Regions from separate parts of the Homo sapiens genome. Here region 1 is linked to region 2. Evidence: chromatin loops called from intact Hi-C (ENCODE). Cell type or tissue: ascending aorta. All regions are shown on one strand. Links, peaks and the distances in the headings refer to the core of each region. The heading gives the core; the rest is flanking DNA.

The links. Peaks named below come from ENCODE experiments on the same cell type or tissue, not always from the same donor. Only the 100,000 strongest peaks of a DNase experiment are listed, where the experiment ranks them.
Region 1: a loop joins it to region 2, with 2.6 times the contacts of the local background. A loop is called at or near these places in 2 of 110 quality-filtered maps.

What each region holds. Positions count from the first base shown.
Region 1 is chr3:73,215,388-73,231,751 of GRCh38, forward strand. All of the region lies in intron 2 of LOC107986098 (a long non-coding RNA gene), which reads left to right. Among named protein-coding and RNA genes, the nearest start is that of EBLN2, 160 kb to the left of the region's middle. In ascending aorta, for the core only: no CTCF peak of the experiment used is centred there; no DNase peak of the experiment used is centred there; H3K4me3 peaks cover 472 bases; H3K27ac peaks cover 1,986 bases.
Region 2 is chr3:73,486,911-73,503,274 of GRCh38, forward strand. All of the region lies in intron 3 of PDZRN3 (PDZ domain containing ring finger 3), which reads right to left. Among named protein-coding and RNA genes, the nearest start is that of PDZRN3-AS1, 130 kb to the right of the region's middle. RefSeq lists enhancers at 12,585-12,664, 15,757-15,826. In ascending aorta, for the core only: no CTCF peak of the experiment used is centred there; DNase peaks (open chromatin) are centred at 7,202 and 12,028; H3K4me3 peaks cover 467 bases.

The DNA.
Region 1 (16,364 bases), core at 5,411-13,410, 270 kb before region 2:
TATATAAAGTTATCAAAATCTGGAAACTCAAACATTTTATTGCGGAAATGGTTGGTTGGGCTTCATTCTCTGCTTCTTTTGCTGTATTGGATCTGGTTTTGAGTTAAATATTTCTGACACAACCTTCATGACTCATTTACATTTAAATAGCAACAGGAAATCTCTTTGCCAAGAAGGCTATTGGAATCAAATTTTACACCAGATTTTTTAAAAAGGCTTTATTACCTATTATTTTGTACATCAGAATACTTTTTGCTTTCTACTTTGCAAATCTAAGCATCATAGGCAGTGTACAAGTTTATTATTTTTCATCTTGGACACTTATTGCATCTGATGCTCATAATTTGTAACAGTTGCTATAATTTTAAAAATTAGAAAGGAATTTCTGAGATGCTTATTGCCATTGCTATTGAATGTTTGGTACAGAGAGCTTGAAGTATAATGCATGCCCTTGAACTTGTTGTCACAAGTTGAATGAGATCTACTTATAGGAGGGGGAGTATATAATTATAGGAAAGGTGATAAAATCAAATAGATTCCAAATCAGAAAATTGAGGTGTGATTTATAAACACCTAACTGATGAGAACATTTATTGCGACTCAATGCATGTTGAAGATGATCCAGAGCAAATCTCTGTAGCTTAGAAATGAACACTTTAGATAGAGGATCAGAAGATAAAAATTCCCAGGCATCCAAATGGATTTCACCTCCCACACTACCTCATATCCCCAGGAATTCTTTTAAGAAGGCATTGGAATCACAAGAAGGCTTCCAAGCTTATAAACCGACATCAGTGGCATCAGCTTAGTTAGACGTTGTTGTTCTAGATGTCCGTAGGAGGAAGAACAAATTCATTGTTTGCTGAGATCTTGTTATGATTTTCCCTGGATTAGATTTTTTTTTTTAATTTTAAAAGAGAGGTTTGGAAAGGCCTTGCTTAATAACTTAATTATTATTGAATTCTTACTCTGTACCAGGCATTGAATGTCTTACATCCATGAGTTCATTTTCTTCCTTCTGAAAGTCATTTGAAGTAGGTCACATTATCCCTATTTAGGGAAAACTGTGGCCAGTAATAGAGCTGGGAGTAAGATCTTGGCAGCCAACCTAGAGAGTCCACATTCTTCATCACTATGCTTGTTTTCACTACCTCCTGTCTGTCCTTCTAGTGGGAGGCATTGAAAATCACATGGATCCCCTCCCTCTTTCCCTCAGGTGCTCATGTAGACACCCTGCATGCTGTGTTCTGCTATAGGCACTCGGGAGCAGGCATGTTTATGGCAGATAGGATGCCTGTCTTCAAGGAGCAGATAGTCTCCTGGAGGACACAGACAATAAACAAGGAAGCAAATAAGTGTATAATATAATTTCAGGTTGTGCAAAGTGCAATAAAAATAAAGCCAAGTAAGGGGCCGGAGATCTGGAAGGAGAACATTGACGATAGGAAGATTTTCAACAAAAATACCAAGGTGTTCATAAATTCATTGACTCACTTGCTGGAAAGCTACGAAGCATGCCTTACTAGTGTAACTAAGTCTGATCTGGAAAGTCCAGGGGCCTCTTGGTGGGTCTTTAACCCACTGGACCACAGATGAAGAAAGTATAAGCCAGCAGGTGGCATTTCTAATGATCTCAGGACAAAACCTGGGACTTACTTGTTTCATTTGTGATCCCCCACCCCTTATCTTCTCTTTGAAAGTCCTGTCTGGAAGAAGCAGCAAATTAATTGTTTTGTTCTTAATTGGGAAGGCATTATAACTGACATTGTTCTTCTACAATACAGACCTAATGAGGGAGAGTGGCCATTTAGGAAGATTATATGGGATATTTGAACAATTTTTGTAGGGTAAATGTTAGAAACTTAAAGTCAGACTATTAATGTTGAAAAATATAAAAATAGCCTTTCATCACCTGTTTATTACTTCCTTTCTTCATTTCATTCTTCATGAAAGTCAAGAACTATGGGTGAATTAGGATGGAGGATAAGCTAGGAGAGGGATTGGCAATAGGCTTTATCTTAAGCACCTACCCTCACTCTTCTTGGAGGTTTCTTGGAGTGCAGTGTTGAGAAGAATTCTGAAGTTACAGCTGGGCTTGGTGGCAAGAATGCCATAGGCAATTAGTTATCTGCTGGGAGTCCAGGTAGGAGGAGTGGCTCTGAATTTGCAGACCAATGTTGGAACCAGGTTGTGGAAATCACTATCTTTTGATTCCTTTCATATGACTGAGTCAGAAAACATGGTGAGGAAACATATCTGATGGACTTCAATTAAGACTGACTCCCTCCTTTCCTTCCTCTCATTCCTCCCCTCCCCTCCCCTCCCCTCCCCTTCCCTCTTCCCCCTCCCCTCCCTTTTCTCCCTCCCTCCCGCCGCTCCCTCCTTCCTTCCTTCCTTCCTTCGTTCTTTCCTTTTCTTCCTCCCTCCTTCCCTTCCTTTTCTTTCCCCTTTCCTTCCTTTCTTTTCTTTCCTACTTTATTCCTTCCTTCTCTCCTCCCTCTCTCTCTTCCTACCTACCTGCTTTTCTTCCTTCCCTTCCGTCTCCTCTTTGTCTCTCTCTTTTCCCTCCTCCTCCTTATACCTTTCCTCTTCCCCCTTCTCTGACAAATTGTACAACATGACGGAGTTCACAGTTACAAAAAACATATGTTCCAGAGTTGGACTTCCTGGTACCAATTCTGGTTCTATCACATCCTATTAGTGTGCACCTTGTGCAGGACACCGAAACTCTTTGAACTTCAGCTTCCTTATCAGCAGTATGGGAGAATAATGCCTCCTTCCTCATGCCTATCATTTTGGGACTCTAGAAATATTTCTTACAGGACTGTTTCTCAATATGTGACACACATGCCACTGTTGGGAGGTTTACATGGTTTTAGGAGTTTTACGGACAAGGCATTAAATAAAATGGTCTTCTCTTGTTTTTCTTAGAATCTTTCTGTTAACTCAAGGATAAAGTCTTAATTTAGAGTTCTTTTCTCTAAGAACAGTCTAACACTGCTTTATTAGCTAAGAGAACAGACCCACTCAGAGCTTTCTGTTGAGACTGTCTATAGCCTGAAATTAATAATGTCATTTGCATTGTATTATATTTAGAATTACCTTCCTTTATGATGAGTGATACTTGTTTTATACTCAGAGAGAGGTTACAAACTTCCTTTCTCATTTTTGTGTAAATGTGAAAAGTGAGTCTATTTAAAGAAAAAATTCCAAATACATAATGGAATAATATACTGTCATGACCTTGAAATGCGGCCTGCAAATTGCTAGTGGTCAGGTGTAGGCAATGGAGTCAATGGAGACAGACCACAGGGATCGGGGAGCCAGTTAGGAGTAGGTTAGGAGAGGGTTCTCTCTGTTCTTGCCATGCTGGCCTTCCTTCTGTCCTTCTATCCTGCCAGATTGTCCTCTCTGCTTATAGTTCTTGTCCCCATTTCCACTTCCCTTTACCGAGTTTTTTTTATTTTTCAGATTTCTGCTCAATTGCGGCTAGGCATGGTGGCTCACACCTATAATCCCAGCATTTTGGGAGGCCAAGGTGGGCAGATCACTTGAGGTCAGGAGTTTGAGACCAGCCTGACAAACATCATGAAACCTTGTCTCCACTAAAAATACAAAAATTAGCTGGGTGTGGTGGTGTGCGCCTGTAATCCTAGCTACTCGGGGAGGCTGAAGCAGGAGAATAGCTTGGACCCAGGAGATGGAGGTTGCAGTGAGCTGAGGTCACACCACTGCACTCCAGCCTGGGTGACAGAGTGAGACTTTGTCTCAAAAAAAAAAAAAAAAAAAAAAAAACCCAGAAAATGGTGATGTTCCTTGATTCTTCCTGAAAGGCCATATTGTTTGTTATTGGTTCTTCTAGAATAGTGTTCAGTTTCTTCTGAGCACACATCGCTGGCTAATTCTATATTGATTGGTGGGATTGTATGAGTGGTGTCTGTCCCTGTTGGACTATAGGCGCCTTGTGGACAGGGTCCACGTCTGTTCTAGTTCAGCATTATCCCCAGCACCTACCAGAATATAGAAATTGTTACATTTCCTGTAATTTACTAAAAAAAAATTAATATAGACAGTTTAATATATCTCTCCATGTAGGTGTAAGTTAACTTTAAATTATAATTTAGAAGAAGTTAACATTTGGATTAATCTAGTCAGGAATTGACATTCCAGGCCTGCCATCTGATATCCCTGTCTGAGTCTGTACTATCTGGTCTGTTAATTAACATAAAGGATGTTAGAAATAATTTCTATTGGTAAAATAAATGATGTTCAAGATATCTAATTGGTTAGAAATCTGTTCTTGCACAAATGGGGTTCAAGAATAAGGCTATTACAGGTCTAGGACACTGAAAGGTCCAAGTCCCCCACTCATGGGTGAATTCTGTTGTCTAATTTAATTAGATGGGAAGCAAATCTGTCCTTAGAACACTATTAATTGTGCTTTACAAAGTACCTCAAAACCCTGAGAACAGAGAGTTTGCCCTGCTTAGGTCCAGGTGGTTTGATTCTCTGGGGACCTACTTACCCATAAATGATTGATGGTATGGTAGAACTCGATCTGAGGCTTGCTTGCGTTGTGACATGCCACCTGGGTAAGAGGAAGGGCTGAGGAGCCTGTAACTCTCAATCACCTCCAAACATTGGAGGTCCCCCATATTCACCAAAAGAGCTTGACGACTGGTCATGGCCACTTGGCTTTGGTCGTATTACAAGAGAGCAACAGACAATGGCTGAAGGCGGGATAAAGGGAAGAGGCGGTGGTGGGTTGAAGAATATTGAGCTGGAGTCAACAGAACTTGATGACTGATTTATGGGGATGTGAAGGAGGAGGCAAAGATGACTGAGGTGTGGGTCCTGGGAGCAGGTTTCGAGGTGTGGTTTGGTTGAAGGAGGCTTAATATTCTGTCTTGTAAACCCAGCTGGTCACTGGCTCCATTAGGAAGCAGACAATGTTGGTCTTTGCTCACCTCTCATCTCTCCTTCACTAGGCCCCATTGTCTAATCTACCTTACCCATGCCTCTGTCCTAAGTAACATCCTACCTGTCTGGTGTGCCGAGACTATTGCCCATGTCTTTGTTGTCTAGAAAAAGCACCATGGAATTGTTTACTTACCCAAGCTAAATTGGCTGATAATGGCTGGAAATCTTATGGGGCTCCAATCCATGTAAATAAATATGTGGTTTTTTTTTTTTTGAAAAAAACTTTACATTTTGAACTCAGGTTTACTGAAAAATTCCAAAATGAGCACCGAGAATTTTCTTATATATGTCACCCACATCCCTAATTATAAGATCTATTTTTTTTTTTTTTTTTGAGATGGAGTCTTGCTCTGTCACCCATGCAGGAGTGAAGTGACGTGATCTTGGCTCACTGCAACCTCCGTCTCCCACGTTCAAGTGATTCTCCTGCCTCAGCCTCCCAAGTAGCTGGGATTACAGGCACCCACCACCATACCTGGCTAATTTTTGTATTTTTAGTAGAGATGGGGTTTTGCCATGTTGGCCAGGCTGGTCTCAAACTCCTGACTTCAGGTGATCCACCTGTTTTGACCTCCCAAAGTGCTGGGGTTACAGGTGTGAGCCACCGCACTCGGCCCTTAATGATAAGATCTTAGGCTGGGCCCTGTGGCTCATGCCTGTAATCCCAGCACCTTAGGAGGCCAAGGCAGGAGGATTGCTTGAGCCCCAGAGTTTGAGACCAACCTGGGAAGCACAGTGAGACCCCAAATCTAAAAAAAACAAAATAACAACAACAAAAAAAAAAACAACAAAAAACACACACACAAATGAGCTGGGTGTGGTGGCATGTGCCTGTAGTCCTAGCTACTCAGGAGGCCAAGGTGGGAGGATCACTTGAGCCTGGGAGGTTGCTGCAGTGAGCTGAGATCATACCACTGCACTCCGGCCTAGGTGACACACTGAATTCCTGTCTCAAATAAAAACAAACCTCAAAACTTTTGCCGTAAGCTGTGGCTCACAGCATTTTGGGAGGCCAAGTTGGGTGCATCACTTGAGTTCAGGAGTTCAAGACCAGCCTGGCCAGCATGGTGAAACCGTGTCTACTAAACATAAAAAAATTAGCTGGGCATGGTGGTGTGCGCCTGTAATCCCAGCTACTTGGGAGGCTGAGGCAGGAGAATTGCTTGAGCCCTGGAGGCAGAGGTTGCAGTGAGCCAAGATCCTACCACTGCACTCTAGCCTGGGTGAAAAAGCAAGCTTCCATCTCAAAAGAAAACAAAAACAAAATGTTTGTAATTGTGGTACAATTATCAAGAAGAAGAAATTAACATTGGTACAGTACTATTAACTGAACTATAGCCCTTATTCAAAATTCACCAATTTTTCTCCCAATGCCCATTTTCTGCCCCAGGACCTCATCCAGGCCCCCATATTGCATTTAGTGGTCATTTCTCTTTAGTTTCCTCCAGTCTGGGACTGTATATCAATCTTTACTTGTCTTCCATGACCTGCATTCACACTTTTGAAGAGTACTGATCAGTTATTTTATAGAATAGCCCTCAGTTTGGGTTTATCTAATGTTTTTTCATAATTGGACTGATGCTATACATTTTTGGCAAGAATTCTACAAAAATATAGTGTCCTCAATGAGTTACATGAAGGGGTGTGTGATGTTGATATGTCTTATTACAGAGGGTGTTTTCCTTGATCACTTGGCTAAGTTGGCGGTTGCCAAATTTCTTCCCTGTCAAGTCACTATATTTCCCTTTGTAGTTGAAAACTTAATCTGTGATTTTTAACTTGGTAGCACGGCAATGAGGGAAATAAAATTTTGTACAGAAGGAGAAAGTTTCCCCTTCTTCCCAACCCCCATTTAAAAAGCTTTCATTTGAAAAATATGGTTTGTCCTAGAAAACTTAAGCAGAATGGTTGATGTGGCTAAAATAAAACTATCTTTTGGCTGTTTCAGTGACAGTTTTAAAAAATGAAAACAGTGAAAACAGTGACGATTCCTTTCTCCATTCTGCCATCTCTGTAAAAACCCGTCTTTGATCATTTAACTTTCCTGATTAAAAATGTTTGGTTGGTTCCAAATGACTACAGGAAAATGTCCCAACCTCCCGGTTTGCCACTCAAGACCTTCTGCAATAAGACTGCAATTGACTTTTCCATCTCTTTCCTACTTCCCCTCTCTTCTGCCCTCCTCTCCCAGGAATTCTATCTCTCAGCTGTGTATAACAACCACCATTCACTGGGTCTTTGTTTTTGCTTATGCAATTCTCTCAGCCAGGACCATTCTTCTTTTCTCACCTCTACCATTTTGAACCCTTGTTCTGTTTTGATAAATATTATCTCACACTTTCTGTGCCAGTTATTAAGCTATGGTCTTTCAGTTTCAAATCTATGCTTCTATACTCTGCTTTGTGATGCTGGGACTGGACTGTACAAACCACATTTCTGCATTTGCCAACTGCTTTGTGTGAGGCTCTACCCATATGGGGAACTAGAGGATACTGGAAGATATTCTATTCACACTTTCTGTGCCAGTTATTAAGCTATGGTGTCTCAGTTTCAAATCTATGCTTCTATACTCTGCTTTGTGATGCTGGGACTGGACTGTACGAACCACATTTCTGCATTTGCCAACTGCTTTGTGTGAGGCTCTACCCATATGGGGAACTAGAGGATACTGGAAGATATTCTATTCCTGAAATGACTGCCCCATAGTGCATCTTCACCCTGGCAGCAGCAGTTCCTTCTCGTAACAGCACTGGGATTCATCTGTAGTTTTCCCAGTGCTGGCAATATCTGCCACAGTATGCCTGCCCAGTGATACCAGTACCGGCTGGCCAGTGACCTCTTTATAGAGTTTTGGGTCCCAGCCCCATGGAAATCCCTCCTCTAACCTCGGGGTTAACAGCACCATGTGGGTAGTACCCTTTCTTCAGAGGTCTACTTTGAGAGAATCTTCTCTAAATTAATAACTCCAACTTCTTCCTTTGTTTCCTGCATCCCTAAGAGTGGGAGCAACTTCCTGCAGTTGCTGCCTGTGTGGTACCTTCACATTCCCTTTTTGCCCGATACAAAGTTATATCCTTATCTCTAAATGACACTTATTTTTTATTACATTCCCTCTTTAAAAAAAAAACCCTTGGCCAGGTGCGGTGGCTCACGCCTGTAATCCCATCACTTTGGGAACCCGAGGCGGGCAGATCATGAGGTCAGGAGAGTGAGACCATCCTGGCTAACACGGTGAAACCCTGTCTCTACTAAAAATACAAAAAAATTAGCCGGGTGTGGTGGCACGAGCCTGTAGTTCCAGCTACTTGGGAGGCTGAGGCAGGAGAATCGCTTGAACCTGGGGGGCAGAGGTTGCAGTAAGCTGAGATCGCGCCACTGCACTCCAGCCTCGGTGACAGAGTGAGACTCTGTCTCAAGAAAAAAAAAAAAAAGCCCCTAAACTTGGTGTTTCTGTCTCCCATCTGAACCCTGGATGTTATGGAAGTTGGTACCAGGGTCAATCCCAGGAAACAGGTAGATTTAGGGATTTGTTTCCTGGGGTCCTCAGGCTTGAGTGTGATACTGAGCTCTCACCCATGGGAAATGCAATGCTGGTAATCCATGGTGTGCAATGGCATCAAAATCAGTCAGATTTGGGTGATTGTGAGGAAGTGCCTACTGAAGCCAGGGACTTGGGGGAACAAGTGACTGCTTGCTGCCCTTGACCACTGTAGCAGTAATGATGACTCTTAGGACTGTGGTGTGAGGCAGGTTCTTCTGAATGTACTCACTGTTACCGAAAGGGAATGACAGGCTCAGACCTTCCAGTGCTCAGCTCAAGTCAGCAGAGATCCAGAGAGATTCTCTGGCAACCTTAAAAGACTTTGTTTCCTGGGTGTGGTGGCTCATGCCTGTAATCCCAGAACTTTGGGAGGCTGGGGCGGGTGGATGACAATGTCAGGATTTTGAGACCAGCCTGACCAACATGGTGAAACCCCATCTCTACTCAAAATACAAAAATTAGCCAGGCATGGTGGTGCGAGCCTGGAGTCCAGCTACTCGGGAGGCTTAGGCAGGAGAATTGCTTGAACCCGGAAGGCAGAGGTTGCAGTGAGTGGAGATTGCACCACTGCACTCCAGCCTGGGTGACAGAGTGAAACTCTGTCTCGGGAAAAAAAAATAATACTTTCTTACTAAAGCCACAGTTGGCGATGATGATGGTAGAGATGGCTATCTTCATCCTTATCGTATCTCCCTGGTTTGAGAGAGAGAGAGGGAATCTGAATAAACCCAGCTCGACTCAAAAGTCCAATTAGCTATGGCCAGGCAGGAAATGCCACTTGGTGGAAACATGGCTGCCAGCTGTGGGCAGCCACTTCCCATAGATGGGGGCAGATCCTGCATCCTTACAGTTGTCTCCTGAATACGTGTGGGAGTAGGGACAGTGGCCCAGAGGAGGAAGACTAATGTCTGGTCATTTTGAGGGTGGGAGGAGACAAGAGGAATTCTCCAGCTCAGCCTCTAGGACAAAGTTTGACCTTTAAATCCGGAGGGCCTCAGGTAGATATCTAAAGAAATTGTTTTCCTGAGGGACTTTTGAGATTTAAGACACAAGCTTGGCTGCCCTGCACCAAGGTAACAGAGCAGGACTCAGAGTTTGAAAAAGGGACAATTTTTTTTTTTCCTGCATGGAAATCAAGCATGGCTTTAGTGCAGCAAAGACTGAAGGGAGCTCAGTGCCATGCAGGGTTTTCTTCTTTGGGAGCACTAGTGAGATTGCATTCTGGACAGCGAAACAGCATTCTCTGAGGGGCTGGGCTGCAGTGGCAATAGGGGAGGGAGATGATGTTGGGGCTGCTCCACCCAGCAGGTGCCAACCAGGATGCCAGAGAAGAAAGATACATCGAAAAAAACTCCCCGCAGTAATAGGAGCTTTTGAAGTGGGGGCCACAGAGCCAGTGCAATTGAGACATAAATGTAATTTCGCTTGTACTTTCCGCACTGGTGAGGTTTGGGATTGCTCAGATTACATTCAAACCTGCCCAACAACTTTTTTTTTCTTTAATGGAAACAGCTTAGTTATTCCGTATCACTCACCTATGGAAGCCTCTCATCTTCCTGAAGGCTCATTTAAAACTCAGGCCAACCAACTAACAACAACAACAACAGCAACAACAACAAAAAGCCCTGGCTGTTAATCCCCTGGTTTTCACTTACATGCAGCACTGTATGCTTCAGTGACACCTTTTCAGGGTTTCCAGGAGAATGAAGTTGACTGGCAAGGGGCTTTCGAGACTGTCAACTCCCCCAAAGGCAGTTTGGGGTTTGTCGTCAGCAGACTTGGCCAAGCATGCATTGAAATAACTCATTACTCGTTCTACCTGTTGTTTTAAAAAGGCAGCATTGAGACACTTTATATATTTTGCTGTGGGGGTTTTGGCAGAACATATTTCAAATGGGGGAGAGAAAATAACAAACAGTGGGCAAGGGCAAATGGATTTCCTATGACCGCTGGCTAGTTAGGGCACATGCATATGTTGCGTGCGGGTTGAATTAGAGTATTTGGAGACACTGTGCTATTCTTTCTGAAGCCCTTTACTTATTATTCATGGTTTCATTATGGTCCCTTTTATTCACACACACATCTAGGGGAGGGGGCAGGTGGTGGATTTAGTCTTAAAAAAACAAACAAACATAAAACTTGCCATATATTTTAGAGTTATAGGTGCACGCATTTCTTTCCTCCTATCAAATCTTGCTTTTCCATTTTAGCCACATAAATGGTTGTCATAGTGACATTTCCTTCCAGCCTCCTTAGCTTTGGTATGGAGCAGAGAGCTCAGAGAGTATCCAGTGACCATAAATCAATTTCTTAACTGTCCCCTTCACTCCCTGGAACTAATCAGATATGAGGTCGGCTATGGCTGCTCCTGCTATTCCAAAATGAGTGGAAATTATGTCAAAATTAGGCAAAAAATAGACTCTGTCTGAGTTACTCAGAATGGTATTGTTTATTTTTGGAGAAAAGTATGTTAGTTTGACATTTCAAGGAGCAGTTAGCCAGTAAAAGTCATGATTTCTGGGATCTAGCAGGAAAGTGGACATTTAATTCCTTCTAAAAATCTCTGATATCTTGGGTGTTGAGTAGATTCTTAAAAGTTGTGAGATGCAAAGAACTTAAAACAGAACTGCCATTCAACCCAGCAATCCCATTACTAGACATATATCCAAAAGGAAACAAATCATTCTACCAAAAGACACATGCACTCGTATGTTCATCGTGGCACTATTCACAATAGCAAAGACATGGAATCAACCTAGGTGCCTAATAACGGTAGATTGGGTAAAGAAAATGTGGTACATATACACCATGGAATACTATGCAGCCATAAGATGAATGAAATTGTGTTCTTTGCAGTAACAAAGATACAGCTGGAGGCCATTATCCTAAGCGAACTAATGTAGGAACAGAAAGCCAAGTACTACGTGTTCTTACTTATAAGTGGGAGCTAAACAATGGGTCCTCATGGATATAAAGATGACAGCAACAGACACTGGGGACGACTGGAGGGGAGAGGAGAGTAAGGGTTGAAAACCTATTGGGTACTATGCTCACTACCCGGTTGATAGGATCAATTGTACCCCAAACCTCAGCTTCAAGCAATATACCCAGGTAACAAGCCTGCACAAGTATCCCCAAATCTAAAATAAAAGTTGAAACTATTTTTTAAAACACTGTTAGATGGTTGAAAAAATAACTTAAAAACATTTCTTTAAATCAACTTAAAACTTCCATCTTTTGTAACATTTGCTATTATTTTGCACAACTTTGGTTTATATTAAGATCCGGCATCATCTCTGAAGATGTTTCCTTAAGGATTTTTTTTTTTTTTTTTTTTTTTTTTAACAAAAACATTTAACTAGAATCCAGAGGCAAAGGCTTCAGAAGCATCTTGGCAGTTGAAGGTTCTGAGTTACTGAGAGACCGAGACCACAGAAGTGAAGTAATTAAAGGGAAGTAGAAAGAAAAGAAACGTCCTGATCCCAGTTCAGGCTGGGAGTGTGGCTGTGAGGGACTGGGTATTTCCCTCGAGTCTTTCCTGGGGGTTATGTGGGCCTCCCACTGGAGCTGGTCTAACTTCTATCATAGTGGGGCAGGCAGGTGTCATCTGTGAAACAAAATACGAAAAAAAGGGGCAGAGATGACTTTGGACAACAAATTATTTGGGATACTTTTGACTACCAGAAAGAAAATAGCATCTGAAAGTGGCTACGTTAATTTGCGTTTCTGTTTCTTCTAACAAGACATTGGGAAGTTAGGAATTACCGGGTTGGTTCAGCAGGTCCTTAATGCCGTGGTCCTGGGGCATTATGTCTCTGCAGTTTTTGACCCTTCTCCCCGCCCCCACCCCCCCCGGTTTAAACATGGCTCCTACAGCTCCAAGCTTATATCCTAACGCAGGAATGCCCAAAGATGGAAGGAAGGAGGAGAGGATAAACATGCTCTACTTGCTCATCTCTCTCTCTTTCTCTTTGTTTCTCTCCCCTTCCTTCTTCCTCTCTCTCCCCGCCTCCCTCTCTCTCTTTCTGTACTTCTCTCTCTCTCTTCCTTCCCCCTCCCCTCCCTCCCTCCCTCTCTCTCTCTCTCCCTCCTTCTCCCTCTCTCTCCCCCTCTCCCCACTCCCTCTCTCTCTCTCTCTTCCTCTCTCTCCCTCTCTCTCTCTCCCCCTCCCTCTCTCTCTCTCTTTCTCTCTACCCCCCTCTCTCCCTCCTCTCTCTCCCTCTCTCTCTCTCCCTTTCCCCCCTCGCCCTCTCTCTCTCCCTTCTCCCTCTCTCTCTTCTCCCCTCTCTTGTGCTCTCTCTCTCTCTCTCTCTCTCTCTCGCTCCCTCTCCTCTTTAAATCCCAGATACCTCCCTACCGCTGCACGTGTTCACTTATGTTTCATTGGTGGAACAGAATCAGACGACTGTCCCTAGTTGCAAGGAAGGTTGGGCAAGTGAGTATCTAGCATTTTCCATTTCTCTTGTGGGAAGTGGATGCTGCCTATAGGGCAGAAGGGAGAAGTGCCAGGCTGCTGTGTTGATAATCAGCAGTGTCAGCCATAGCTAGAGTTTTGAAACTGAAAAGACTTAATGACCACTGCTTTACCCTGTAGTCTTACGAAAAACTGGCACCAGAAGAGAATCAATGACCTGCCCACACAGCTTGGTGTCAGATCCAAAGTCTGAGTCTACATGTCTACATTTTTTGACTCACGACATAGAACTGAGGTTGACTATGACTAACATTTGACTTGCATATTACAGCTGGCATAGTGAGGGCTTTGTTCAGCATGTATTAGCTTGCTTAATTTTTGCCTTTGGCGCTGCGGGGCCTGCAGGCTTCTCAGAGCAGAGGGTGCATCTGCTGCAGCTTCCCATGTCTCCTGCTGAAAGGTAGCCAATCATTTCTTCCTAATTAGCGATCAAACATGATTTCAGATAGTCCTTCTCCTAAGATGCCATGGGAGATGTTCCTTGTATCTGTCAGTGGCACTGATCACGTTGTCATTTTTGGCAACTAATTCCCGGAATGAATAATAAAATTATAATAATCTTGTACCAGAGGGAGGGTGACCAATTTGTAAACTCCATTAAGAATCGAGCAAAGGATTGTCCTCTAATGAGATAGATAGCATCAGGGAGACCATTCATCAAGCCTCTCTGTCACAGATGCACAAAGGGACCCTGGAGGGAGGGGCTCCTGGAATTCGGGCAGACGAGGGCGGGTTGTCTTGGATGTGCATTTCCATATTGTCATTGATCAGCTGCCGGAGAAGGAATGACAAGCAGAACACCAGAGTTCTCCATTGTAAGGCTCCGGGTGTGTTTATGCCACCCTTGATTCATTCCCCACAGGGTGAGAAGCATTACTCACTATTTTCTCATGTGCCAGAAAGAGAAATGGAATCAACGGGCGTATCATCTCCTTGTTGGAAAATGACAGCTACCTTATTATAAATCCCCAATAAATTGATGGAAGAGCTGTTCAAACTTCATAGATATAAATGTTTCCAGGGATTAATGGGAACTTATTCCTACAAATGACTTACAGTTCAGGAACCGATCTTTGAATTGAGGTATTGTTTATTTTTCCTCTAGATGTCATGATAAGCAGTGGAGCATAGATGGCAAAGGTTTTCTATTTACTCCATCCCTGTCCCCCACCACTTTCCCACTTCCTAGGGCCAAACATTTATAGCTTTAGAAATACTAAATTATCCCTACCTTTTGGAAGAACAGCTTCTTCCTTTTGGAAATCCTTTACAGGAGAATTTAAAATTTGTAAACCTCCTTGTTACCTCTGGGGGAAACCATGGAGATGTAACACTTACATTGTAGGACAGAAACAGACCACTGCTCACTATTGTATGTATCTTAAAGAATTAACATTTTATTTCCATAGGTATCTCAGCATTTGTTTTCAACGTCCTTTGTAACCAGCACATTGAAGCTCTTGCCTGTCATATGGGAGGGGATTGTGCCAACAACAGCTTATTTTCTGAACCACCATGGTCTTCTCTGATGTGGCCTCTAAGGGTCATCTTGGGACTGTCATTTGGTATTTATATTAGTGTTGATACTCTTAGTGAGTGAGTGCTTTTATAAATGAAACTGAATCTTTTGTCCAGCACCAGGAGCATGTGAGTACTTAATAAGTACCAATCAATAGCTTTTGCTGATATTGGAATATAGGCCCATCTACTTCCTGGATGGCTCCACGGGGAATGAGGCACTTATAGCTTGTGCTTTATTCTATAGAAGATGCTAAGGGTTGCTTTCTAGATTGTCTTTGTTTGAATCTATGCTGGGCGTGATGTTTACCCATGCAATGCCATTCCTGTCTGCCGGAACCTGGTGGGTGTTGGAACTTCAGTGGCTCTTCCACTTGATTTGCTGAACTTCTAGTTTGTTCCAAGAGTCAGCTGGCCAGGGAGGAGCAGGGTGAAGAGTGTCTCCATGCCTGCCAGCCTTCTAAGTTGCCTGGAGCCCACACCCTGCCGCCTCCCTCGACTTCTAAGAAGTCACAGGGGGCTTGTGTTCTCCAGGCCACCCCACACTTCAGCTGGATTTTTCAAAGCTGGCAGATGTCTGGTAACGACTGTCTTCTCACCATTTCTATGGGAATTGATTCCTTTCGCCCATCCCCATTCCTGAAGTCCCACTAACACATGGATGGAATGTAGAACAGCATTTTAGTAAATCTGAGGATAAGGGAGAGAGGAGAGCAGAGAGAACACATTACACCTGAACACTGGACATCACTTTTCTGAACCGTGCCTTGGTTTCCCTTACCAAGGGGAGCCCTCACTAGTGGCCTTTGCTCCTCAGGTTCTGGGCTCCTGCCATGGCGCAGCCCCCGCTTCTCGTTATTCATTCATTCAACAAATATACATTGTGTATCCACTATGTGCCAGGAGCTGGGCTAATATTTAGCATTGATTCTTCACACCAACTCTGTGAAGTAGGTACTATTAATATTCCCATTTTACAGATAAGGAACCAAGAATTCAAGAGATAATAAGTCACTTGGCCAGTGGCTACTTAGGATTTGGATAATTTTATTCTACTCTCCATATTCCTACTCAGCCACTGTATTAATTGGTTCGAGTCTTTCTATTAGAATATAGCTCCTGCTGTACTATTTTTTTTTTTTTTTTGAGACGGAGTCTTGCTCTGTCACCCAGGCTGGAGTGCAGTGGCGCCATCTCAGCTCACTGCAAGCTTGGCCTCCCAGGTTCACACCATTCTCCTGCCTCAGCCTCCCGAGTAGCTGGGACTACAGGCGCCCACCACCACTCCTGGCTAATTTTTTTGTATTTTTGGTAGAGACGGGGTTTCACCATGTTAGCCAGGATGGTCTCGATCTCCTGACCTCGTGATCCATCTGCCTCGGCCTCCCAAAGTGCTGGGATTACAGGCGTAAGCCACCATGCCCGGCCCTGCTGTACTATTTTTATTAGGCTAGTTGTAATATAAAACAGGAAGAGAGCACTGTGAAGCAACTGCTTTGAGCAATGGAGATATTCCTACCTTGGAAAATGCTTGGATATAGGGCAGTAAATGCAAAACAGATGCCAGCCCTGACACCATGGAGCTTTCAGCCTTCAGTGGAGGAGTGAAGAGGAGAGGAGACATCCATCGCACAGCACATGCACGTGCACATATACTCGCTGTGATACATGATAATAAGGACAAGGAGGTAGAGAACTGGGTACTGTGAGCAAGATTAATAGCTTCCCTGCTTCTTCATATTCCTGCATACCTCCCTCTTTTCCCAGGTCACCTAGGAAACTCCAAATCCCTCTCACTCTATTCATTTTTCTGTCTTTAGTCTCTTTTTTGTTTTGACAGCCTCATTCTAA
Region 2 (16,364 bases), core at 4,185-12,184:
TAAACTTATGGCCTATTATAAGCTAAATCTTTGTCTAGTTAAAATGTCTTTTTGCTCCAAAGTTGGTGCCCACTGTATTTTACACCTTGTCTCCTCTTTCCCCCAATAAATTAGTTAAGACATCTAAATATTCAAAACTTCTCATCTACATGAGAATCAAATGGATTTTTATAGCAATATAATAAAAAATCCACAATATTAATTGACTTTTAATAGGGGCATCTAAATGTCAACTTGCTGGATTTTTTTTCAATAACTTCAATATCTCTAAATTTATAGGTATTTCCTACATGATAGTGTCAGGTTCTAAAATTCAAGCCACTTTCTAGAAAAATTTTTTTTAACTATAATAAATTTAAGTGGCATTTAATTCTGTGCCTTATTATTAGAGGGTCACGTTCTTCTTTAAAAAGGAAGCAAATGATTTTTTACCTCTGGGGGGAAAAGCCACCAATATAAGTACTTAAATAATAAAACGGAGCAGAGGAACCTAGACAGTCATTTTAAACGTTCACTCTTTACACCTCCCAGGAGAAGGCTGTCTTTGCTTTTCTATGTTTTCCGAGGGGTGGACTAATCAGTTCATTACAATACACAAGATGAAGATGTCACAATTGCTTGATCCCAGCTAATGACTGCTGGGACTGTCCAGGCCGTTTCGAAGCTCTGTTCTCCTGTGACCCTAAGCTTTCTTCTCTGGCTAAAACTTACTTTCTTTTTTTTCCCCCATAAATTTGGGACAGATATGCCCCATTAAATAGCCAAAACAATCACAACCTTGATTTTCTCCAAGCACCTATAAACAGCTCTTATGTAAGCTGAATAATTCCTGTGTCACTATTTGAGGCAAATGCAGAACATTTTTGAAACCCATCTGACCTTTCCAGCAATTTCTTGCTCTTTGCCAGAAGCGGGGCCTTTGGCTGCTCATTACTTAAAGCATTCACCTTTAAGGCCATTTCACAACAGGGCAAAGACTCCCAGAAACATCACCTAATGAGAACCCTAGAAACCATTTTCTTATCTCACAGCAGTGTGTAGGAGAAAAACACATTATATGCCTACTGTGGGCTGATATTCCCCAATTTTAGATAAGCTCTTTTCAATAAGGTTGCAACGGTGGCACTAGGCTTTTATATTTCAAGGGGGCAAATGAAAGGCACAAAGTGTTCTGAGTTTTAAATTAACTGCCACAACAGGTGCCAGCACAGGTCTGATAGCTACCAGATGAAACCCCGTTTTAAGGAAACAAATGAACTAAAATGTAAATTTTTCTATTAAAGGTTTCCTTGGGATTAAAGCCTCTGCCTTTTAGGAAGAAATTAACCCAAGATGGGGAGGAGTAGAAAGATACAGCTACCACTTGGGGAAATTAAAGGCTATGATGATAAAACTTACCCTGTCTCCAAATATCTGCCTGCCCCTATCAACCTTTCCTACTATCTCCCATGGTACTCTCCTCCCTAGTCCCCAGGCCCCAGTCACAAAACCTTCTTTCAGTTTTTCCAATGAGCCAGGTTCTTTCCTACCACAGGGTCTCTGCACAGGCTGTCCCTGCTGCCTGGAACAATCTTCCCAGCTCTTCCCTTGGATGCTACCTTCTCATAGCTTGGGACTTGGCTTCAATGACTTGTCATCCAAGAAGCCACCTGCCTACCATCTCTACAAGTCTCTCACCTTCTCGGCCTTTCTTTGTCCTGACCTCTTTGTTTATGTCTTACTTAGCCCTTAGAAGAAATTATATTCATAGGTAAGGGGAGGCATCTTCCTATCTTTCTATTACCAACAGGGCTGGCTTCGTGCACTTAGGAGAACCCTGTGCTTGGGGCTTAATGCTCTAGTGGTTGTCTTAAAATTCTAAATAATTTTATCTTAAAATTTGTGTTTTGTAAGTGAAATTTGATGGGATCATGGAGCATGCACTGGGGACCTGGAGGCTTGGCCCCTCCTGGCCCCCTCCTCCCCATCTCTGCTGCTGATTTCCATCCTTGGTGGGGCCTGGGAGAGGCGAGGGTTGGAGTCAGGTGTGTGTGCCTGTAGTGGGTGGGCATGACAGTGCCACAGTGTGTTCGATAGGCCTAACGCATCCTGGCACATTGGTTGCCATATCTTTGGGCATCATGCATTGGGTGTGGATTAGGGCTGCAGGCCCTTGGGATGGGGGAGATACCTGGCTTGATTTCCCCAGCCCCAGCCAAGGCACAGTGCACTGAGCAGGTGACTAGCAGGAGAGGTACCCAGCAGCTAGTGGGCAGGGTGCAGCTTCTTCCACTTGTGCTATATTTCCTTGCCTGAAAATGCATGGCATTAAATAGCAAATAGCAGGACAGGGAGACAGAAAGATCATGAAAGAAAAGGAAAAGCTTTATATTTTCATATCTTTAATGGTACCTTTTCCTGCTTTTTCAAACAACGGATCCCCATATTTTCATTTTGCACTGGTCCCTGCAAATTATGTGGCTGATCCTGTTTAGCACTGTATCCTTAGCATCCAGTACAGAGTAGATACTCCAACTCTGCTGAAGAAAACCCTCTTTCTCCATTGTCTATCACAAATAGTGTAAGATAGTGAGAAGTGAGAGGAGGACTTCAGAGGAGTTGCCCTGCATAAGACTAAATACAACATCAAGGCTGTCCTAGCCATGCATATGGGCAGTTTCTTTTCTTTTTTTTTTTTTTTGAGATGGAGTCTCATTCTTTTACCCAAGCTGGAGTGCAGTGGCATGATTTCGGCTCACTGCAACCTCCGCCTCTTCGGTTCAAGCGATTCTCCTGCTTCAGCCTCCCCAGTAGCTGGAATTACAGGTGCCCACCACCATGCTGGGCTAATTTTTGTATTTTTAGTAGAGATGGTGTTTCATCAGTTGGCCAGGCTGGTCTCCAACTCCTGACCTCCAGTAATCTGCCTGCCTCAGCCTCCCAAAGTGCTGGGATTCCAGGCGTGAGCCACCACGCCCGGCCGGTAGTTTCAAATATTCTCACAGGCACCCAAAACGGTGATGGTTCAGAAGGTCTCTCAGGCATCTAAACCCACAAATGTGATTACAAAATAATGATCTGATTTTGTGAGTAGCTTGTGGAATCAGCCAAGTTACTTATAATCACATCTCTTTATGTGTGAATGTATGGATTGACTAAAAAATCCTCTGATGAACTGATTTTAATTGGTACGATCTGCTCTGCAGAAACTTAAAGACATTATTTTTTTCCAAACAACTAATTTTATCTTCACGCCCCAGCACACCTGCACCCCTGGTGGGGCACACCTCTCCCTCTGAAAGGTGGCAAAAGCAGCAGAGCCTGCTTTCCCTTGGGCTTAAAGGGAGCACCCCATACAGAATGCTTGCTTGGCTGAAGTTAATGCTGACCGTTCTGCTTTGGAGACCAACTCTCACTGCTGCACATGGAAACCCAAGACCATGTACGCCCACTACGAAGAGAAATCACACTGTGCTCCTGTTAGGATTCTTATTGATAATGTACAACCAGCACATTCTGACAGTTTTCAGCTCCATATTTGACTGAAAAAGCCTCCCAGCCCCTCTCAACACCCACTGCAAGAGCAGATCTTGCTCCTTTTGGGATGGGCATCTACATCACGGCAAATGTGGGCAACAGCCCCACAGCTGTATTTGTACCAAAGATCAAAGGTTTTTTTTCTTCACCCATTCTCCACCTATAAATTCAAATGTGAGCAATGGCAACAAAAATGGGGGGTATGGGCTTATTCTTTACTGCTGAATCAGCACAAAATCCCACTTAAGGGGAAAAGGCTGAACTATTCAGTCATAGTCACATAAAAATGACCTTTCTAATGAAGGCCTGGTTCTCTGGCAGGTAAGCAATGGCAGACCCCATGCCTGCCTCCTGAGTAAGGAATGCAGGCAGTGGCTACCGCTCCCTGTATCCCTGAACTTCAAAGGAATTCAAGTGACCTAGACCAGCTGGCTGCCAAAGAAAACAGTGTCCAAGGACTCCCTGGCCAGAGATAAGTGCAGGCACAGCAGTCCTTCAACGCACGGGGCTTCTATTTCCTGCCCCTCTCATGTTGAAACTGCAATATCAGGAGACAGCAAAAGCCTGCCAGGCAAGCCCTCCAAGTTCAGGGTCAGTTCAGCTCGCTCCAGGAAAGCTCAGGGAGGCTGCTGATTCCCAAAAGCCCCATTTGCTCAAGCTCATAAGTGCGACCCTCTGGCCTCCTGGCAGGCAGGCTGCATAAGCCCTTGTACCACGCAAGCTCCTGCTCAGGTTACAGAAACTCATATTTTAAATCGGTGAAGTTCTCTCTGGGGTGCTTAGGAAGAATTCTTGCAGCCCATGTCATTCCCTACTTCAGGGAGTGTACTAAGATTAGCCTATAAATGACTCAATGGTTCACCAGGGGCCCCTTTCATGGCCTCCCCCATGGAAGATGCAGCCAGGAGGGGAATCTTGATATCTGAATGCTTTTTGTACCACTCCTGGGTTCTGAGCTGGCTCTACTGGCCACAAACCTGCTTCTTGGAGCCCATTTCAAGAAGATGCAAATTTATATTGCCAGTTAGGTTTTGCATCCATTGCTCAAATGCAGATTTTAAACTGAGAGGAGTATGAGGTCATGGGAAGAAGAGCCCTTGTTAATTCAAGTAGACAGACTTCCAGTCAACAGGAAGAGCAAAAGAAAAACCTTGTGTGGAAGGTTCCTTTTTTTTTTTTAAGAAGCAGGGTCTTCAGGGTCTTGCTTTGTTGCCCAGGCTGGAGTGCAGTGACACAATCATAGCTCACTGCAGCCTTGAATTCCTGGACTCAAGCAATCCTCCCACCTCCTACAGAGTAGCTGAGACTACAGGTGCATACCACTGTGTATGGCTAATATTTAACTTATTTTTTATAGAGTTGGGGGGTCCCTTTTTGTTGTCTAGCCTGGTCTTGAACTCCTGGCTTCAAGCAATCCTCCTGCCTCAGCCTTCCAAAGCATTGGGATTACAGGCATGAGCGACCATGAAGCCAGAAGGTTCTTGATTGGACCAGAGGTGCAGGGTTCACACGTCTCAGGGTACTCCAAGGCTCTAGCAAGAAATGAATTTAGGGACCTCTGCCTTTGATATGTGCTTCTTCACACCCCACCCTCTCTAAAGGAAAAACACACAGACCACTGAAAAGAACACTCTTAAAAAGATTCTGAAAACTAGCAGTGAAGAAAGTTTCAACTAGTGCTTCTCATATTCTCTAACTGTAGAATCCCTTTCCTGAGCATATCAGGCCCCCAAACCAATTTCAAGGGGCCTCTGAAATTTCTAAATTGGTTTCCAAAATAAAATTATCAAAATATTTCACAGAAAAACCCAGATTTCTGTCTTCTCGTGCAAAAATGTGGATGTGCAGGCAGCTGTGGGCTTGTATCTCCTCCTGGGGATAACTAGGGCTCTGGAGTAGCTTATATCATAGGCTGGGCTGTGTGCCTGTGAGCTCGCTACGGTCCCTGGTCTCATTCCCTCTTGTCCTTTGCCTTCTTGGCCCTAGGGGGCATTTGAATTTATGACCCTTGCCTTGAATATGCTCTAAAAAATATGGGACTTAACAATTATCCAAAGCACACGTGAAGGGTATTCATTGGATGTCTGGGTGCATGGTGCTGTTCTCAGTGATCTGGGGCTGCAGAGGTGTTTAAGAACACCCCGCTTCACAGGAGCTTAGAGAAGGGTGAAAAGATAAGGCACATTCAGCAGAGAAGCACCCAAGGAGGCAGTGTGGTACTGAGGCCCTGCTGCTAAGCACTGGCATTTGGACAGCTAGACAGGAAGAAAGGGCTCTGCTGTTCCATAGGCCTGTGGGGTGACTACAGTTAACAGTACTGTGTATTTCAAAATGGCTAGGAGAAAGGATTTTGAATGTTCCCAGTGCAAATAAATGATAAATGGTTGAGGTGGTGGATATGCCAATTACCTAATCTGATCATTACATATTGTATGCATGTATTGAAATATCATATGTACCACATAAATATGTACAATTATTATGTATCAATTTTTAAAAATTAAAACAAAAATAAATGAGTACTCTTAGGGTTAGACTAGATGGAAGGCTTTTCAACCTTTTTTTTTTTTTTTTTTGGCCCTCCTTACACTTTGGAGACTCTTCCCTTATGTGAAATTTTATAAAGAATGAAATCTGAAGGAGGTGGGAGAGGGTATGTCCGGGCCCCCATCTCCTTGGTGTTCCCTTCTTATGCCATAATTTCTCCTTGGCCTCAGAGGCACCTTTACTGCAGGTGAGGGCTCTTTCAAGCCCAGATGGAGCCTCAATGGCCTGGGTGACACCCAAGGTCTCTCTAGACTCTTATGTTCTACCTGTCTTTCTGAAAGCCCCATGGAGTGGGGAGGACAGCCATGACATAGTAAGAAAAGGAGAATTCCCTAGCACCTGACTGAAAAAAATAACTGGGAAGAGAGACAGTGACAATACACAATACACATGACCTCACGTACATGGAGCACGGTGACCATGAACTGTAACATTAAGTATCACCTCAGAAGCATTCCAAACCTGGGTGACTGAGCGCCCCAGTAGATGAGGAGGAGCAGGAGGCTGTGTGGATGTTCACACACCGCCCCCACCTCCCCCAAGAAGATAAGCACTCATGGAAAATCAGAGAGACTGCAGACTCAAATCCCTGGTATCCCTGTAATGTGCACCTCTTGTTTCTGCCCGCCCTCATCCACTCTTGGTAATAGCTCATTTCCACTAGGGCAGCCATCCCTCCTCTCCTTCTCTCAACAGGGTTCCACTTAAGTTGATTCTATCACGACTAGTTTTAGTGATGAAGAGGTGCCTCAGGCCTGGCTAGTCAGATTGCTGATTGGTTAAGGGATGGCACATGCCCTAAACTGGGCCAATGGGTGACCTCCCTATGATTTTTGCTAGAATTATCAAGAAAAGGACTTGCTTTTAAGCAACCACTGGGATTGCTGGGCTGTGACAGGATCAATCTTGGCGGTGCTAGGGGCCACTTTCACCATGTTTGAGAAGAACGTGCCCCAAAACCAAGCCAACAGTGTTTAGCACAGCTAAGTAAATTGAAAGAGACCAATCAACGTTGGATGACCAGATTTGAATATTTGGCTCTAGCTGAGTCTCAAGCTAGATATCCTTGTATTTTTCCATTGCTTTAGCCAATGAATTGTCATTTGCTTTTCGCTATGTTTTGTTTTCTGCTGAGGCCAATTTGGGCTGGGCTTCTGACACATGCATTCCAGAGAGTCCTGCCCGATAGAATCTTTCTTCACTGACCACCACTGTAACAAGTTAGTTAAGTACCTCAAATTCATACTGAGCCTTTCTTACTACAAAACAAGATCAGAATCAGAGAATTAAGAAGTAGAAGGCCATTTACATTATCTCTGTAATAGTAGTTACACATCTTTAACACCACTCATTAGAAAACTAATTTTGGTCCATGTCCAAATCTAACCATTCCCTAAAATAACTCACTTTCATTGGTTAACTGTAAAGCTCAAGGAAGGACAGTCCTAACATATTTACATAAAGCTACTCCTGAAAAGTTGTGTGAATAAAATCTACATCTGCCTTATGGAAAGTCATTTGCTGTCATCCAAAACACCAATAAAGGAACTTATATACCTAGTATAAAATTTATCAAGAGAAATGTTCATAACTTACGGAAGAGTATTTGCCAAAAATAAGTTTCACCGCAATTGTATATAAATTGTTTTTATTGAAATAGAATATTTAAGAGCTGTTGGTTCTGGATATAATTCTTTCACTTCTTTAAAAAGCTTAATTTATTAAGTAATTTTTGCCTGCCTATGATCTTTTTCTTCTGCATTATTTGAAGGACACTTATGTAGTCTCAGTATCAAAAGATAATATCTAAAGAGCACACATAATTTTTTAGAGAATGAAAAACATGATTTCTGGTTCCTTAACTTTCCACAGTATAGAAGATATAGCTTACTTTTCCAACACCCAATCGAGAAAACATGTAACTTGAAGAGATAGTGTTACAAGGGAACAGAAAACCAAATAATGCATATTCTCACTTGTAAGTGGGAGCTAAACATTGGGTACTCGTGGACATAAACATGGCAACAGCAGACACTGGGGACTACTAGAGGGGGGACAGAGGAATGCAAATGCTGGAAAACTGCCTATGGGGTATTACTCACTATGTGGGTGACGGGATCAAGCATACCCCAAACCTCAGCATCACGCAATATGCCCATGTAACAATCACTTTACAAAATGTAACAATCACTTTACCCTGAAAAACAATCATTTTACAAAATCATTTATTGAAAAGCTTCTTTCGATAGCAAGATTCTTTCAGCAAGTGGTTTGCTTTTTAAAAGAATTTTTAATTATGGAAGTAAGAAACAAATATATTTTGCTTGTAAAAAAAAATTAGAACATGCTTAATATAGCTAAAATTCCTTTTGGTCATCTCCTCTTCCAAGGAGAAACCACTGACATCTACCTGGGGTATGCCCTCACAGATCTTTTCACTTACAGATTTATATTGATTCATGTATATGCATCTTCCCATAAATGCCATCAAACATCATGTATTATTTTGTAACTTTTTTTCCTCTGGACAGCATGTCTTAGAGACCTTTCTTATCCGTGCGCATATATTTGTCTTATTATTTTTAATTCTATACTTTATTTAATTATTCTGCTATTGATGGACACTTAGGATGTTTCTGATTGTCTTTTTCCCTATTACAAACAATGCTGCAATGAACATCGAGGCATAAGCCTCTTTACACACATAAGGCTAGAACTTCTCTAGGACTGATTTATGCTCACGTTTCCAGTGTTATAAAACACAAGGCAGACTTTTATGATATTGGCAATAGCAAAAATGCAGTGCCAAAGAAAGTTTATGTAAATGAAAGTTGTTTATTTTTCTCCACTTTTTAAGGATCAGATCACTCTTCTTGCTTTTCAAGAACTGCTATATCTTTAAGGAAGGTTGCCTAATTAAGATAGAAACCATAGCTGGTACTCAACATCGATTTTTTACTTGATCTAATTCCCTACCCTTCCCCCTATCCCCATCCCCCCTGCCAAGATTTTCAGCACCATATATCTGTTCTTAATTGATGTGTTAATTATAAGGATTATCTGTTCATCAAAGTACAGCCTGAAAGACTAAGTCTCAAGTCAAGATATGCACTTGAAAAAAAAAACTGCTCCATATTGATGGACTTCATTTATTTTTAAAGTGAAATGTATGATACATACAAAATAATGCACACACGGTATATACAGTACAAAGAATAAAAAATACCCTGTACCCATCATTTAACTTAAGAACATTTTCCAAGTTGTTGATGCCTATTGAGGGTTACAATCCAATTACCTCATTCTTTTTCTTCGGAGAGGTAAATATTCTGATTTTTATGTTTATCTTTCCTTTGATTCCTTATTAACACTTTATTATGGAAATTTTCAAATATATACGAACATAGAGAACTAACTTAATAAACTCTCATGTACCCAACACAATTTGAATGATTAATCAACATTTTGCCATTCTTGTTTCATATGTCAACTCGCCATTCTTTTTATTTCCTGGGTGTTTTTTTTAAAAGCAAATCCCAGAGACCATGTCATTTCACACAGAAATAATTTATAACGTATTTCTAAGTAAAGAGGACTTAAAAAAAAACAAAATTATAACTACAATGCTAATATCACATAACACAATTAGCAATTCTTTAATTTCATCTAACATCCATCCATATTCAAATTTCAACACACAAAAAGTCCTTTTATAGTTAGTAATAAAAAAGGTAAAAAAATTAAAAAGATACAAACCCAAGAAAACCCCACATTATTTAAAAAATATTTTACTTAAAGCTTTACCAGGTGGCCAATCCATCCCTCAAATTAGCAAACAATTGTAAGTTTTACTATGTAATCAATAGCTCGCTGACCATTACTAATTATATTCAAGGAAGCTAACTGAGGACACAGTTTCTTCCTCTCCCGTCCTGTATTTGGCCTTGTCTTCAGCAGAATCATTAACGTATGGGCACAGCAAATGGCAGGGTTTTGAGATTCGCACGTGTGCTGATGTGGTTAACAAATGAACTAAATTATATGGTGACTCTGATGTTAAAATGTGACTAATACACACTTTGGGCCTTATTTTCTATGCTTAAAAATAATTGGGTAAATACTACAGAGTATTTCGGTTTGGAGCTTGTTTATTTTGCTTTCTTTAAGACAGCATATGATTAATTTAAATGTGGCCATTCAGGAACATTTGCTTCCCTGTTCTGTCTGCTTTTTACACTCAGAACAGAAAAAAAAATGTACATTTGGAGAGCAGTAACACACATGCATTTTACAGGGAGACTTAGGTAAATGTGGAAACAGCTTCTGTGGGATTTTGGTCCTGCTTTTCTTGGTGTATTTATCAATAATGAAGAAAGCCATGAAAACTCATCTTTAAGCCAAATGATCAGATTTTTGTGAATTCAGCTACTTTAAAAAAATTTTTTTAACTTTTTTACTAATCAAAAGAGCTGGAATATCAGCTACTATTATAAAGCAAATGATTCATTATCACTGCTGATATTAGAGGTGCATCCTGATTTAAGAAAACTCAAAGTACAGAAAGGCTCAAGAATTAAAGGTGATTATTGCCATTGTAAAATTTTTTTTATTCTGGAAAATTCCAAACGTATATAAAAGTAGAGGACAGCGTCCTGAAACTCTACGTACCCATCACCCAGCTTAAACAGTTATCAACGTGTTAATCTTGTTTCAAATATACCTCAAATGGTTTTACAACAGGGACAGCACACAGCAACAGATTTGTCTCCATATATATCTAGGGATATAAGGGAGGAAAGAAAACTCATTTAGGGCCGGCACAGCGCCCCCCGTCCCCGCCCCCGCCAACAGCTCAGCGCAGTGATGGGGACGTAACAGGGGCACGACTCGAACCTCTGGGCCCACACCCACAAGAACCCCCCACCACTGCCCAAGGGAGAAGCACTTTAGGTATAGTATGCTGATAATTGAAGAGAGACCTGAAAGGGTGGTAGGGTCTGGGAAGATGCTGAGGTAACAACAGTTGAGCTTGCTGGTTCTAACTCCTTCCTCTCCTCTAGGCAGAGATCTGTTATATCTGAAGTTCCGCCAGAGAAGGTAAGGCCACAAATCCTGGTTATCTGCCTCTGTCATGTAGAGATACAAAAATCATCTTTCTCCCTCCCTCACTTTCCAGACATAGTAAGTCATCAATCCCTGTCACTCCACTTGAAAATACTTCCCAGACCCATCCCATTTTCTCCATCCTCCTGACTTGAGTTTCTATCTATCAAGTCCATCCACAGTGACTTTATGTGTATCCCGACTAACCTGAAAAGCTCCTGGCCTTCCCAGCTGGGATAAGTAGACATTCAGTGGTTAGTGTTGGGGGACAGTTGGTAGTATGTACCAAACTACCGCTGGCTCCAGTATCAAAAGAGAACACAGGACTCTAAGCACTGCTTTCACCAGAGTTAAACAACACCACCTAGGCATTTGAAAAATGGTCGAGTACTTTTTCCCTAACTGCAACATCAAAAACAATGAATTAATTGCTATTCCCTATAACCTAACGCTACCTTTTTGTGCTAGCAGGAGAAAGGGGGAGATGCTCCAAGCCCACAGTGATTCATAACTTTTTTTTTTTTTTGAGATGGAGTCTAGCTCTGTTGCCCAGGCTGGAGTGCAATGACACAATCTCGGCTCACTGCAACCTACGCCTCCTGGGTTCAAGCGATTCTCCTGCCCCAGCCTCCTGAGTAGCTGAGATTACAGGCACACGCCACCGCGCCTGGCTAATTTTTGTATATTTAGTAGAGACGGGGTTTCACATGTTGGTTAGGCTGGTTCTCGAACTCCTGACTTCGTGATCCACCTGCCTCAGCCTCCCAAAGTCCTGGGATTACAGGTGTGAGTCATCGTGCCTGGCCCGTATGTTAACTTTTTACAATACACACAGCATAGACCCAGATGCTGGCTGTGCGGGTCGCTGGTCAGGCTTGCTGCTTGTCTTCTGAGATACAAGCTGGGGTAGCAGGGTCCCAGCATAGGCAGAAACCAGGCTCTGTTCCTGCCTGAGAGACGAGGTTTAACCAGGAGATTCCCAGTGGCCGGTGACACCGCACGAAAGGGATAAACAACCACACGGCTGGTTCTTATGCTCCGTAATCACTCTGCTGAGTGTCCTGGATCCCTTACCACCTGCCAACAGCATGCCTCTTTCCTTGTCCCCTTCAGCAAATGCCAGGTGCCAGGCATTGCTCTGGGCACTGGTTACAAACATCAGTGAAGACCGGCGAGTCCTGATCTCATGGAGTTTTCATTTGTAATCCGTATAGTGTGATTAGGGAGCATCCATGACCAAATTATAAACCTACGAGGCCCAGGCTGGCCCCAGGTGACGCTGGTAACTCACATGGCCACACGCTGTGGTTTTCACACATGTAGGCTGAGCCATGAGCCGCTCCCCTCCCAGGCTCTCAGACCTGACTCACAGTCATCTCTGTCTCGAGTCCTTACACCAACTCACCACCTAAAACATATCTGAGGCATCTGCTACTATTCGTGTAAGGCTCCAGGGTGGATGCTCTAGATATTAACAACCACAAGTTCTGGATTTTCTGGAATGATCCTAATTCTGAAACTATTCTAGTCAATCGCTAGATAAGAAATCGATGAAATTTTAATATTGTGGCATCTAAATGACATCCTCTAAAATGCCCAAAGCCTGAGGTGGTGGTGGTGGTTGGGTCTTCTGTTAGATTACAAAAAGCAGTAAGGGGATCTGGGGAAGCTTCCCTGGCTCATACCTGGGTTTCCCACCTCCTAGTCGTATTTTCTTGGCAAGTTACATAATCTCTCCATGACATAACTTCCTTGCCTATAGTAAATGATGATAATGAAAGTACCTACCTCTACATTATTGTGATGATGAAATGAGTCAACATACAGAGCCTAGACCACAGCTGGCCACACAGAAAGCCTGGTGGATATTAGCTAATATTATTGTTGTGGTTGTTATTGCTATTTAGTGTTGAGGATTTCTTTCATTATTTGGAAAACCCCATCACCACAGGAATGGGGGTTACAAAGAAAGCCCTTGCTTTTTTTCCCCCACCTTCTAGACAGGGTCACACTATGTCACCCTGGATAGAATGCAATGGCGTGATCATGGCTAACCGCAGCCTTGATCTCATGGGTTCAAGTGATCCTCCGCCTCCCAAGTAGCTGGGACTACAGGCATATGCCACCACAGCTGGCTAATTTTTAAATTTTTTGTACAGACTGGGTCTCACTATATTGCCCAGGCTGGTATGGAACTCCTGGGCTCAAGCAATTCTCCAACCTCAGCCTCCTAAAGTGCTGGGATTATAGGCATGAGCCACTGTGCCTGGCTGTCCTTATTATTTATTATTATTTTTTTAATCTGTCACTAAGATTGAACTTGGCCTTTTAAAATGCTTTCTGATACTCCCCTCTCCAACCCCATTTCCACATGAGCTCTGCCACATTTCACTTTGGGCCCTGAATATTTCTGAGCTGAGTTGCCAGGACTGCTGAATGCTAATCACCATGGCTCCACTCTATATAAGTGTTGTTGCCAGAATAATCCTCTTAAAACACAGCCTTAACATGCTCTTTTCCTCCCAACAATGCCTTCTTGTTCTAGAGTGGATTAAGGGTAAAGCTCCTCATCTTTTTATGTTGGCATCTTACTAACCTAGCCTAGCCCACCTGCCAGTTCTCGCCTCCTCCCAAGCTGGGTCACCCCTTTAAACCACCTAAAAATTTATTCCAGGTCATTTCTACCTCTGTCCACCACACCAATGCCTTCTAAAGAAACCTCTTTTTCTCTCCAAAGCCTTCAATCTTAAGGCTTTCATTTCTTCACACAGCCTAACTGATCCACTGCTGCCTATGTGAATCTATCCACCAACTCTTCTGCTCATGTTGAGCTATATCATTTCTTTTTTTTTCTTACTTGGTGTTTTGCCTCCTACGTGCAAGTCTGGTCTCCCATGACAGACTCTAAAATTCTCAAGGGCAAGCATGGTGTCGTATATTCCTTGTTTTCCATCTTCTCTTCTCTTTCCCTACCAATGTCCGTGTAAGCAATTCAGAAATACTTGTAATTTTTGAAACTCTTTGCACAGCTTATCATTATAAACTCTTGCTAACATTTGGCCATAATTAATGAACCTGATTCGAGTCGCAAAATCCAAACACATAGCCACAGCTGTTGGGCTCTTAACAGCAGAACCAGTTTCCCCACTTGTTTTCCACCTTGGCTTAAAATCACATCCACTCCTCACCTGAGCTAGAGGCATCTCTCTGAGTCCTTTCCACTGTCAACTGGGACACGGGCTTTGGAGGTGATGCCCTCCATTCAGGATCTCATCTACTTTTAACATGTTCCTGGAGTTTGCTCATAGATTCTGTGGAATCTGTCTCTCCAACAGGGCACATCCATCCCATCTCCAGCTTCCCCCTTTCCCTATACAGGCCACTGTCATCACTCACCTTGACGACTGCAGACGACTCCTAACGATTCGACTGTCAGTCTTTCCCACTTCTAATCTAGCAATGGCTCATTCAACAAATACCTGCTGTGTGCCTACTATGTAAAAAGCATAAATAATAATGTTGGAAAGAAGTGGATGCAACGCGAGGCTCTCAGGGTGTCAAAGGAAAACCTCGTTAAACTTGGCTCTCTAGCTCCATATTTGGTGAGAATAAGGTGGGTGACATTGACATCCACATTCTAAAACAAGTCATTAGAAGGCCAGGTGTGGTGGCTCATACCTGTAATCCCAGCACTTTCAGAGGCTGAGGCGGGCAGATCACTTGAGGTCAGGAGTTCAAGAACAGCCTGGCCAACATGGTGAAACCCCATCTCTGCTAAAAATACAAAAAATTAGCCGGGTATGTTGGTACACACCTGTAATCCCAGCTACTCAGGAGGCTGAGGCAGGAGAATCGCTTGAACCTGGGAGGCGGAGATGCAGTGAGCTGAGATCGCATCACTGCACTCCAGCCTGGGTGACAGAACCAGATTCAGTATCAAAATAAATAAATGAAATGAAATAAAATAAAATAAAACAAGTCATTAGAAAATGAAGCTCCTTGAATTGCTGCTAGCTTGTAGACCAAATGCAACCGTTTTCTTAGAGCTGTGCTATTAAGCAAAGAGAAACAACAGTGGGCTAAGTGAGAAAAAAATAAGGCACTACTTACACATGTGCATCTTGATTTGGTTGCTCATGATGGAGAATCAAGTAAAGGGTCACAATGAAGAATCATGGCATGGAATCAGGTATAAAACCTTTTGTTTGGGGTAATAATTATGCATTCAGTCAAAACTATAACTTGGTTGCAGTCAAAATGATAGGTTTTTATTTTAAAAAGATTCCATTTCCATAATGGTGTTCTCTGGCATCTAAATAATTGCTTTCCTAAAAGATGGGAACTGTTAGGTGGAGCTGAGAAAAGATACTGAGTTCTCCATAAGTTAAGGCCACCAACAACTAAAATTATCTTCTCCAATATCCATTGATTCTATTTAACATTTATCTTTCTGAGTTTTCTTTTACTATAGCGGTTTCCCTTCAACTCCCTCCCTTGCCTTACCCATAAGGCTGCGTGGTCAGAATTCCTATTTTATGGTATGCTATGTTCTGAGACTGGCAGCTCATGAAACCAGGCAGCTGTAAGAAATGACAAATTTCAACAGTACAGCTATAGAGAAGGCAGCTCGGTCAAGGATGTTAAATGGTCAGATGGAAAGCAAATCCCCCAGAGGCCAGGTATTTCTAAAGATCAGCTGTGTGGCATCTTACAGAAAATCCTAGAGCCTGGTATCATTGAGACTGCAGCCCTCCTCTCTCAGTTGAAACGAATGATCAAGACGTGGTACCAGAGCACCACCTGCTGGCTCACAGGTGACAGTGTCTTACACAAAATACTTTCTACAAGATGGTCATTTTGATCTGTTAAGTAAGAATTTGCAAGAGACAGGTGTGAAAACACAGTTGTGGTTTTGCACTTCTGGGGCTGTGTATATGAATACTGTTGGTCAGAGAATATTATACTATCATGGATAGTAGTTTTGTTGTTTTGAATAAAACAATTTTATCTCAATGCTTTCTTGATTTTAACTTAAAAATTTTAACATTTTACTAACATAAAATGTCATGAAGTACTTTGGTAACCCAGTCCATTTAAAAGAAATTAAACTAGTTTTAGATACTAGTGTTTCCTTTATAAGCTAAACCTATACTTGTTTTAATGGTTCCCTCAAATTTTCTCTATTAGGTGCTACCTTT